Linked DNA regions of Homo sapiens: all the other regions are linked to region 2. A link is a contact called in ENCODE Hi-C or POLR2A ChIA-PET data. All regions are on one chromosome and are shown on one strand. Each heading gives the region's core, a stretch centred on a gene start or an enhancer-like site at or near the end of the contact. The rest is flanking DNA. Distances are from core to core; before and after follow the strand shown. Region 1 has its middle 44 kb from the start of LINC02341. Region 2 holds the start of LCP1 (lymphocyte cytosolic protein 1). Region 3 holds the start of KPNA3 (karyopherin subunit alpha 3). Region 4 holds the start of DLEU1 (deleted in lymphocytic leukemia 1).

Region 1 (2,700 bases), core at 177-2,676, 3.8 Mb before region 2:
CCCTGAAATAGAGGAAGACAAAGAGGTCTTCATATATCCTGCAGTTTAAGAAATGGGTTTTAAATATTTACTGAGCATCTATTATGTATATAAATGGTGCTTTTTTTATGAGATGGTCCAAGGAATAAAAGTCACATTCACGAACATCAAAAAGTTTCCAGTTTACTTGGAGATGGTACATACACAATGAAATTGTGTGTTATTTATTACAGCAATACTTCACTTGCAATGGAGATTGATACTTATATTGGTTTGCTAGGGCTGCCATAATAAAGTTGGCTTAAATAACAGAAATTTATTTTCTTTCAATTCTGGAGGCTGTACGTCCAAGATCAAGGTGTCAGCTGAGTTGTTTTTTGCTGAGGCCTCCCTCCTTAGCTTGTAGGTGGCTGTCTTCTCTCTGTGATTTCACATGGTCTTCCTTCTGTCTTTGTCTGTGTCCTTATCTCTTCTTCTTATAAGGAGACCAGTTATTTTGGATTAGGGCCCACTCTATGTGCCCTCGTTTTAATGCAATGACCTTTTTAAATACCCTATCTCCAAATGCAATCACATTCTGAGGTACTGGCTGGTTAGGACTTCAACATATAAATTTGGGGAAGATGCAATGTAGCTCAGAACAGTACTCTCGGGTTATAACTTGGTAGCCAACGGTAGAAAGTTAAAAAGCAGCACAGAAATTCATTTTAGAGTATTATGTAAGAGCTGTCACACTAAGAAAAATATTTAAATTTTTCTAAAACTAAAAGAAGGAATATGCTTAAGAGATCTGTTGTACAACATGGTAACTGCAAAAGTCACAGCAAGTTAGTAATGGAGCTACTTTATAATTTACTTTCATCCTACCCTCAATTAATTTACTGGAATTCAACTACTGGGTAAAAGAAAACAAACAGAGAGGGCTTAGGGCAGATATCATGGGTCCTGGACCATTAAGCCTCAAACAGTCCAGCCTTGCTAGAAAGTTTAGGGGAAGAATTATGTGTTTAAAATAAACCTTAAAAAATTGAAGTATTATGATCATACAGAAAAGCGCACAGTCACCAGTGTTCAGCTTGATGAATTATGACACAGTGAGCACACCTGTATTAACCACAGCCAAGGTCAAGAAACAGAACTTCATCATAACCCCAGAGGTTCCCTTGTCCCACTCACTGCCAGCCCTGGTTTCTCTTCCTCCCTCTTGTAAACGATTTTAATGATTTTCCAGCCTCCCTCAGAGAAGAGAAGCACTTTGTTCAGGAGGCCTGGCCGAGGCTGGTGGAAGAGTGGAGGAATCAACTGAAGAATTAATTGAAAGTCATAGAGAAACAATGACCAACAAAGAATTGGGAGAACAGACACAGAATTGTATACGTATAGCCTTTTATTCCAGGCAGTATTCTAGGAACAGTTTAAGACATTTTTAAGGGCATTTTCCACTCTTTACGATTTTCACTTGAGTACTGTTTAGGTTTTAACCAAACTTCGTGTCATCTTAAATCGCCCTGAGAACCGGCGGGGGTTCTCTGCTCAGCGGAGGCTGAGGCTCTCAGCTGGCTCACAGCTTTAGGGAAGCTGCTACTTCCTCCTACTCACCTGCCCTTGAGCGCAGGGTGCACAGAGGGGAGGGGGCAGAGAGCAAGACGACTGGGCCAGCTCAGAGCCAGACAGTCCTACCTCAGTTTACTCATTCTGTCTCAGGGATGAGAGATGAACAAGGTCCCTAGAAAGAGAGTGAGTTGATTCAGCTGCCCTAGGGAAACAGCTCCATTCTGCTTATGGCCTCAGCCAACTGAGGTCCACAGTGCCAGATAACCTCACCCCAGCGTGGGGCTGCGGCCCACGCCCCCTCGTGAGAGGTGAAGCCAGCAGGACTTCCTGGGTCCAGTGGAACTTGGAGAACTTTTCTGTCTTACAAGAGGATTGTAAAATGCACCACTCAGCACTCTGTAGCTAGGATTGTAAAATGCACCAATCAGCACTCTGTAGCTTCCTAGAGGTTTGTAAAATGCTCCAATCAGTGCTCTGTAAAAATGCACCAATGGATGGTCTGTAGCTAGCTAGAAGTTTGTAAAATGCACCAATCAGTGCTCTGTAAAAACGCACCACTCAGCACTCTATAGCTAGCTAGAGGTTTGTAAAATGGACCAATCAGCACCCTGTAAAATGGACCAATCAGCACACTGTAAAATGGACCAATCAGCAGGACATGGGCGGGAACAAATAAGAGAATAAAAGCTGGCCACCTCAGTCAGCAGCAGAAATTTGCTTGGGTCCGTTTCCACGCTTTGTTCTTTTGCTCTTCACAATAAATCTTGCTGCTGCTCACTCTTTGGGTCCCTGCCACTTTTAAGAGCTGTAACACTCACTGCAAAGGTCCGCGGCTTCATTGTTGAAGTCAGTGAGACCGCGAACCCACTGGAAGGAACAAACTCCTGGACACACTCGCTGGTGCATTGGTGATGCAGCCCAATCAGATTAGCAACCCCTCCTCTTGGGGCAGAGCTAAGAGGGGTGTGTCCCTGTTATAGACAAGATTAGGAGCAATCAAGGGAGAACCACTGCACGTGCTAAGGAGGGTGTAATTGGGTTGGCTGGCTGTGGCTGAGCTGGGGAACAGGAGTGTGGGGTGCTGGGAGTTGGGTAGGGTGATGAGTTCATGTTGAGAAGTGGCGAAAGTAGGAAAGGAGTGACAGGCCAGACGTTGAAGGTCTTGAA
Region 2 (2,700 bases), core at 58-2,557:
TCAAGTCCCTCTTATCTCAGTTTCACATTTTTGCTTGTTTGAAACTATTCAGGTGAGATGTGCAAAGTAACATTGGTGGTCACATTTTGCAGTTTCCAGAAATTCACATTTATAGGTAAATGATTAATTCTATTCAAATTTGTCTACACAGACATTCTTTAAACAATTATACTTAATAGAAACCAAACTTATGACAAATGTATGTAAATTCAAAATCAAGATGTGTGTGGATAAGCCACCTTTATTTGCTTACTGATAGTTCTGACAGAGTAATTTTAGAAAACAAGTTGCTGTGTAAAAGAAAAGTTCGGTTTTGATAAACATCCTGATTAATGTTCGCATTTCCAGTCTGAATGGCTTTTATAGTTATCATTTGTCAATGGTTCTTAGTGTTATGTGATAGTGGTAATTAAGTAAAAGCTTATACTACAAAATCCAAAGTGTCTATGTTTGGGCAGTTTCTGAAATAAATATCCCATATCAACTGTGTAAAAATTTCTATTGTAGATAAAAGCCTTTCTCCCAGAATTTGAGTGAATATTCATTGATATGGTCATAAGCATAACAAATAATTCAGACAATCCTACAAAAACACTACAATTAAGCATTATACAAATTGCTTTTATTTTTAGAGAACAAATGGAAAAGAGAAAACCTCTAATTCCATGTGGTTATAAAGCACACCCATTAAAAACCCTTGGCGCCAAAAATCACTCAAATAACCAGTATCACATTCAGTAACATATGACTCTAGATAATTTATCCACTAAAGTACTGTAAAGAAGTTTTTTAGAAAAACAGAACCGCAGGAACTAAAATTAAACTACCCCCATTGGGCCAATAAGCCATACAATCTAAATTATCAATACGCGCTTTTCCTGAAAACATTTTAAAGAAGATAAAATCACAGTAAATAGCCTCCGTGAAATAGAGCAATAGAAATAAACCAGAACATGGTTTGGTTTTAAAAGGAAAAAGAAACCTTAATTTTGGGCAGGGGTGATAACTGCAGATAAGTTGAGAAGAACCCAGCCCAGAGAGCCGAGGTGCTCCATCTTGGATGGCCACGCGAGGTGGCGGCAGATGTCCTGGCCAGTTAGACAGTGGCAGGAATCACAGAGGTCTCAGGTGACATGCTCAGATCTCTGGTCCCCTGAAGGCAAAACCCACAATCCACAGAAACAGTGCCGAAGTGCATCACAAGCGCTTAAAACCAACAAAAACACATGAAGAACATTTACCTTGCAGGAAAAAAGCTGTCCTTGGTAGTACTGGTGTATGACCAGGAACCCCTTCTTTCTGATCTGCAGAACAGCTTTGTCAAGCCTGGGTGTGTGGTCACAAGGCAGGAAGTGACTAGAATGACAAATCATCAGCCAGGAAAGAAAAAGATTTTGTCTTTATAAGGACATTTTAACTTTTTTTTCATGTCCCCGCCCCACCAAAAATCACCTGACAGAACAGGTCACAGTGAAATTCAGACACCTCCTACCACTTCCTCTTTTTTTTTTTTTTTTTTGAGACAAGGTCCCGCTCTTTTGCCCACCTCTTTATAAGCATTTTTCTCTCTCCCTTTCTCCTCCAGCTGTCTTTGAGTAGTCCCTGGGCTACTTAAACCTTTCTGATTCTAGATAGCAAGGCAAGATCAGCCTGATAACTTGACTTCTTTGACTCTAGTTGCAAAAGCAAAGCCCAGATGCCTACCTACTTACAGCAAAGATCAACAAATTTTTCATTTTTAGTGAAAGAGCCAGGGAAAAAGGTGGCAGTACACCTGAAACAAATGAAAAGGGACTTCCTTGGGAAAGCCCCACCCCACCTGAAATCAAACCTCTCTGGAGTCCTCTAACAGTGATCTTATTGGTGCAAACAAAACAGAACGATCTCTTTAAGTGAAGGACATGAAAAGGAAGGTTACTAGATTATTTACTCATTCTTTTATTTATAGAACATCTATGTGCTAGGGATCTCTTTAACCCAATTAAGTATCTCAATTATTTAAGCGTTTCCTATAAAGAGCAGCAGTAGATTGCACAGGCAGCTGTTATATTTAAATGGGTAGCTTAATTCCTTCTTACAGGCAGGATTTTTTTTTGAATGCACATTTTATAAAATTAGCAGGTGGTGGCAGGGGAAGCTCTGTTCTGTACCCAAACCCCAGATGCTTGAGGGCAAATTCCTATCTTCAAATGGAGCATCCTCAAGTGCTCACAACAGTTGTGAAGACTGTGGCACCCTGAGTTATGTTGACTAAATATTAGACATGTCTCCACATTGCCCGGAGACTGTGTGTGACTCCAGTAGTCAATCTGCCGTTTAGGAATGAGGGTATGTGGCTGTACTCCCAGGTCAGATGCTGCGCTGAAGATATCTGCTCCAGAGTTGACATGCGTCCGTGTCCGCTGGGCCACGGGCCTCTCAGGTGGTCACGGTATTCTGACTGGTTGGAGGGCTGCCCTTATACTTCTTTTGCTTTTTTGATTTCTCCTCTAGAAAGTTCCTGTTTCTGACCTTAAATGTTAAACCAAACTGTTCTGGTTTATCTACTTCATTAGCCAGTGGTGTGGTGACTTCATCAGAAGCCCACAGGGGCTATCTTGAGGAACTGGGTGGGCGGAAGAACAGGACGAGACGGTGGGGATTCTAGAAACGGTTCACCTCACAGAGAGCTATCAGCCCTCTTGTGATTTCCCAGGGAAG
Region 3 (2,700 bases), core at 133-2,632, 3.6 Mb after region 2:
GTATTAGCAAAGAAGGCTGCGGCCTTAAAACCATTTTCCCCCTAACAAATCCAAAGGTCACGGTCCCAGTGAAGTTTGTGCATTATACTTACTGTTTTCAGTAGCTGCAGAGAGACCTCTAGCGCTGCCTCAATAAGCCGAGTTTGCAAATAGTACCTGCTAATGTCACCTTAATGAGACAATGGCAACATGCTGAGTAGCAACTAACTGAGTGACCGCGATGAATGTTTAGTTTTGCAACCACTTGGAAATTCTACTAGCTTGGAGCAAGAGGTATGTAAGAGAATTATGAACCTGTGTATCCAATTTATTTTAGTAAAACGTGTCAAAGAAATTATCACCCTATGCACACCCCACTCCAAGAAAGGCTAAGAAAACAAGTCCTATGAGCGGAGGTCGGAGCAACCTCTTTTCCGAAGCCTGAACACAATAGATGGCAAACTATTGTCCACCTTCAGCTCGCTCCAAATGCCAGCAGTTGCAGGAGTATGAGCTGCAACAGCTCGGCACGACTAGTCCAAAGACGAGCACTGGAATATAAGAAAATGGTCCTGGCGCATCCTACCCTCCCCCATCGATCACCCTCAAACAAGTCAGTTACCCGGCTGGTCCCCACCCCCCTCTGCGGGCCGCCACCGCCCGCCTGGGCCCGGCTCGCAGAAGGTAGGAGCCCGGACCGGCAGAGCCGAGGCTCCATGTGAGCCGCGCGGGAGGCGCAGAGGGGGCTGCACCGGACGGAAGGTTGCACCGGTGGCGGGCGCAAGCAGCGGCCGCCCCCTCGGCTGTGCGGTCGGAGGGCCCGGGCGGCAGCATCCCCGTTCATCCGGGCGGCCCTGGCCCGCGGACCCCGCCTCAGCTCCACATCCCCTCCTCGCCGACACCAGGCCGCGCCCGCGTGACGGGGCCGAAAACGCCGGCATTTCCCGGTCGCCGCGCCGGCAGCTCCGGGGGGTGACTGCAGCCCGGCCGGCGTCTCGCCGCCCGCTCCGCCCAGCCCGGGGCCGCGGTGACGGGAGGCGGCGGCCAACTCCGGCCGACCACAAGCCGACGAGAACCAGCCCGGCGCCGGCCCCCCGCCCCTCCCCGCGTCGCCGGGCCGGCGCGGCCAGGCGGGCCCAGACCGCGGAAGCACACTCACTTCCACATCGCGGCCCTTGTTCTTGAAGCTCTTGATGCGGTGGTTCTCCAAGCTGGGGTTCTCGGCCATGGCTGCGCGCGGCTCCGGCGGCGGCTACTCCTGCGGCTGCGGCGGCGGCGGCGGCGAATCTTGGAGCGGGAGGGGGAGGAGGGGGAGAGCGGGAGGGGGGAGGGGAGAGAAGAGCACGTTCTGTGACGCCTCCGAGCGCGAGGTGGCAGTAGCGCCGGGGGAGGCGCGGGCCGACTGCCGGGCCGGGTGGGGCGGGAACGGTGCTGAGAGCGGCGCGCGGCCGCGGAGGCTGGCGACACGTGACCGGGGGCGGTGACCGGCTTGGGCGTTCGCCGGGCTATACGTGCCCGTTGGTTCTCGGGATGACCCTGCCCTCTTCCCCTGCAAGGGCTCTCCACAACCCCTCGGTGCTGCAAGTTTTGTGCCAGAAATGGAGCCGGACCTGGCGACTTTTACTGCCCCTCAGGCGCGGGGCGGCGGTCGTCAACTACAGTTCCCATCATGCCACGATCCGCCTGGAGTAATTCTCCACGCCTAGTGAGAACGAGGAGAATGCCGGGACCCTTCCGCGCGCGGCTCTTTGCGCGCCGCGCTCATGTTGCTGGGCACAAAGCTCCGCCCCCACAAGGCCGCCTCTGGGCGGGGAAGAGCGGGGGAGCGTCCCTGGCACCTTGCGCCCTATCAGGAGGAAGAGGGCGGGCCTTCCTGGGAGCGCACCTCGCTGCCTGTAGCTAGAAGATCAGAAAAGGAACAACCGCGAGTGCTTTGCAGTCTCGCTTTTTTGGGGGTCTTCTCAAATAGCCACCTTCATTCGCTCTTCCCATGCTCTGCTTCAGTTTTATAAATAGCATTTCTACCTGACATGTACATGTGTATGTATGTGATACGAGTGTTTATATGCGTTACCTAGGTGCCCGCGCGGAAATTCAGCTCAATGAGAGCAGGTACTTTGGTTGAATTACTGCTGAATCTCTAGTGTCAAAACAATGCCTACCACGTCGTAGATACGCAATACTTGTTGAACTGGCGCTTTAGTGTCGCCCAGTTTCTTCATCATCCTTCCAAGCCCGGTTCTGCAACCTTCACTCTGGCAGTCCCTGTATTTACATGCCCCCCAACACTTCTTGTTCTACCACCACACAGAATCTTAGCCTTCAGGCAGCAGCCCAGCCCTGGTCCGCAGACTCTCCTGTGTAGCACTCCCACTCCCTCTGGGGGCATCGAAAGAATGAAAGAGGGAAATTTGGATGGATTACACTGATAAAGAGCTGCTTTCGGCCGGGTGTGGTGGCTCACGCCTGTAATCCCAGCACTTTGGGAGGCCGAGGAGGGCAGATCACAAGGTCAAGAGACCGAGACCAGTCTGGCCAACCATGGCCCGCATGGTGAAACCCCTTCTTTACTAAATATACAAAAATTAGCTGGGCGTGGTGGCGCATGCCTGGAGGCTGAGGCAGGAGAATCGCTTGAACCCGGTAGGCGGAGGTTGCAGCGAGCCGAGATGGCGCCACTGCACTCCAGCCTGGCGACAGAGGGAGACTCTGTCTCAAACA
Region 4 (2,700 bases), core at 91-2,590, 3.9 Mb after region 2:
AGTTGTCCGGGTAAAGACTTTTGGGGGAGGAAAACATTAATAGTTTCACAGATTGCTTTTTTCCTTGCGACATGTTTCAAACACCGGAGAAGAAAAAAGTCTTCTAAGAAAGTGCGACTCGGAGGAAATAGCCACGAGAAGGAAATCGTTAGCTCGAAGCCCCATCTTTCATCTCACCCGTGAACACTCCTCCCCTTTGAGAAAGGACAACGCTGCGAGAGCAAATGACAAAAATCCCCAGAAAGAAGCTAAAGTCCAGCATCTTTCCTAAGAGCCCGCTACAACCTCAAAAGCCTGCCCCTGCCCCATCTTGGAAGCGCGAGCCGCGGCCAGTCCTACCTACCTAGAGACCTCACCGGGACCCAGCGCGCCGGGGGAGGGCAGCCAGGGCTTGGGAAACTCTTTCCTGGGGCACCTCACGCTTCAGCGTCAAAAGACAATATAGATAGATGGGTGCCGGGCGGTGGCGGGGGGGACTGTTGCCACGACCCACCGGAGGGACCCATGACTCCGGGTCCTGAATTTTCTGTCGACCTTAAGTTTCTTGTCACGAGATGACGGCCATCACCGGGTCGAGAAAACGGCGAGAAAAGGCGGCCCGGTTCGGAAATGGGGGAGGGGCGCGCGTCCAGTCCTCCTGTCAAGGAGCGGCCGCCTGCAGAGACCCCGCAGTGCGCCGTCCCCGGCTCCGGTCCCGGGCGGGGGGTCTTGCTGACAGATCCGCTGGGCGGCGGCTGCTCCGCCGCAGCCGGTCCGCGTCCCGCTCAAACTGCAGCTCCCCTCCCCCCACAGCCCCGTCTCTCCGCGCTCCCGCCACATTCCGCCCGCCGCCGCCCACTCGCAGACGCCCAAGTTGCCCCTAACCCTACTTCCTCGGATTTTTCGCGATTAAGTGAGAGTAGACCCCGCGCCCACTCCCTGCACCCACCACTGCCTGCGGGTCCCACCACTGCCACCTCCCGAGTCCCGCTCTGCTACTTCTTCAGGCTCTTACCGACTGCGCCAGCCTTGGCGAAGCTCCGCCGACTGCCCTTTGCTCCAAGTAATTTTTGGCGATTTTTAAAGTAATTTTTCCGGCGGAGTCATAGTGGCGCTATACTCTCGGACAGGTTATCCTGTCTCTCCCGCTAGATTGATGAGATCAGGCATCACTCGAAAATGGCGCCGAAAGCGCTGAGGCTCCTCATTCAAATTCGTTAGAGCCAACCCCGCCGCCCCAGGGAATGCCGGGAACGCGGGCTGCCTCCACAGCTGTCAATACCGCCTCTTAACCCCCCTTCTCTTGCTTTCCCGACATTTTTACGCATGCGCAAACTCCAACCCTCCCCCCTCCTCCCGCCAGGCACATGCGCAGAATCATCGTGGTGCACGGCTCTCCCTTTGCTTCTTCGGTTGCAGTCCTCTTGCTTCTTGCGCGTGCGTGTAGCGCTTTTGCAAAGCCGCGGAGGTGAAGTGAACTTAGAGGTTGTGGGGCCGAGGGGTCGTCTTATAGCTACCAGCCCACAGGCATTTAGTCTACGTTGGAGGTAAACAAATACGGGTCCTGCTTAGGAGAAAAGAAAAACGTCTTACAGCCAGTGTCTAAACTCCAAACAACGGAATGTATCAATGAGACCTTGTATATGGATACACGTGCATTTAAAACCGCCCTGCCGGCTTGTAGAGCTTTTGCCGTTCTCCAGCGCTTTACAGGGGTTATCGCACTTAAGCCTCGGAACAACTTTACCAGGTAGGAACTATTACTGTTCTCGTTTTGAAGACCAGGAAACCTAGGCTCAGAGACGTTAAGTAATTTGCCCAAGACAGCACAGGTGGCACAGAAGTGGATGAATCCACATCTGTCAGATTCAGCAGCCCTGGAGTTCTCTACCACGCTGTACGATTCAACCTGAGCCCACACAGGAGGCGTGGTCTCCTTCTTCAACGGTGTGTGTGTGTGTGCGCGCGCGCCTGCCTAGAGTTAATGATTAAGTTTGCTGAAGCCCTTCTTCCCGGTCCTAAGCTGCCTGTTGCGAAGGCGCTTTCATTGAATTCAGTTTCTCTTACCGTCTTAACTTGTTCATAAACTTTTTGAGATAGGAATGGGCAGTTTTTCTGTGTCACTTAGGATGATTTTTTTTTTTAATGGCGTGATAAGTGAACTGAATCCAGCAAAGACGAGTTTCTGTTGTGCAACACGTTGGTATACTGACAGCTACCACGTATTGACTGTGTACTGTGTGCTGGGCACTGTGCTAAATAAATGATTTACGAATTAATCGTGTTTATTGCTCACAACAGCCTTATGAAGTAGGTATTATCTTCACTTTACAGATGAGGACACCTGAGGTTCAGATTAAGAAATCTGCCCCAAAGTCTTAGAACTGGTAAGTAGAAGCACCATATCTAGGCAAACCTGTCTACCTTCAAAAAAAATGGGCACTCTGATAGGACAATTAACGATAATAAAGTTGTAATTTTTTTTTTTTTTTGAGACGGAGCCTCGCTCTGTCGCCAGGCTGGAGTGCAGTGGCGCGATCTCGGCTCACTGCAGCCTCCGCCTCCCGGGTTCAAGCAATTCTCCTGCCTCAGCCTCCCGAGTAGCTGGGACTACAGGCAAGTGCCACCACGCCCAGCTAATTTTTGTACTTTTAATAGAGACGGGGTTTCACCATGTTGGCCAGAAGGGTCTCGATCTCTTGACCTCGCGATCCGCCCGCC

What was found. Hi-C counts contacts between places; a loop is a spot of excess contacts on that map. ChIA-PET counts read pairs that join two places held with the same protein, here RNA polymerase II (POLR2A). Pooled maps may share reads with other maps.
Region 1: a map of B cell shows a loop between it and region 2 (8-fold over the local background). The contact joins the enhancer-like site here to the promoter of LCP1 in region 2. A Hi-C loop is called at or near these places in 2 of 168 maps with a recorded cell type or tissue (B cell and natural killer cell) and 8 of 50 pooled maps.
Region 3: a pooled map shows a loop between it and region 2 (8-fold over the local background). The contact joins the promoter of KPNA3 here to the promoter of LCP1 in region 2. A Hi-C loop is called at or near these places in 7 of 50 pooled maps. POLR2A ChIA-PET finds 5 or more read pairs at or near these places in 2 of 52 experiments (B cell and activated B cell).
Region 4: a loop to region 2 is called in a map with no recorded cell type, with 7 times the contacts of the local background. The contact joins the promoter of DLEU1 here to the promoter of LCP1 in region 2. A Hi-C loop is called at or near these places in 2 of 37 single-sample maps with no recorded cell type and 6 of 50 pooled maps.

What each region holds. Positions count from the first base shown.
Region 1 is chr13:42,379,410-42,382,109 of GRCh38, forward strand. No RefSeq gene overlaps it. Among named protein-coding and RNA genes, the nearest start is that of LINC02341, 44 kb to the right of the region's middle. RefSeq lists a silencer at 2,050-2,119. Within about 2 kb of position 1,427, at least 2 of the 41 ENCODE cell types and tissues checked have a DNase peak (open chromatin) inside an H3K27ac peak, as active enhancers do; they include B cell, where a contact is called at or near this core.
Region 2 is chr13:46,180,870-46,183,569 of GRCh38, forward strand. It overlaps LCP1 (lymphocyte cytosolic protein 1), which reads right to left and starts at 1,308. Exons shown (of 16, transcript NM_002298.5): 1 at 1,242-1,308. RefSeq lists an enhancer at 971-1,400.
Region 3 is chr13:49,791,300-49,793,999 of GRCh38, forward strand. It overlaps KPNA3 (karyopherin subunit alpha 3), which reads right to left and starts at 1,383. Exons shown (of 17, transcript NM_002267.4): 1 at 1,139-1,383. The coding sequence starts at 1,207. RefSeq lists enhancers at 1-417, 422-1,083, 1,084-1,745, 1,549-1,678 and silencers at 539-1,108, 1,229-1,478.
Region 4 is chr13:50,080,829-50,083,528 of GRCh38, forward strand. DLEU1 (deleted in lymphocytic leukemia 1) reads left to right here and starts at 1,341. Exons shown (of 7, transcript NR_109974.1): 1 at 1,341-1,729; 2 at 2,314-2,366. The region is part of intron 1 of DLEU2 (deleted in lymphocytic leukemia 2); the gene reads right to left. RefSeq lists silencers at 485-779, 643-862, 1,263-1,312 and an enhancer at 1,470-2,265.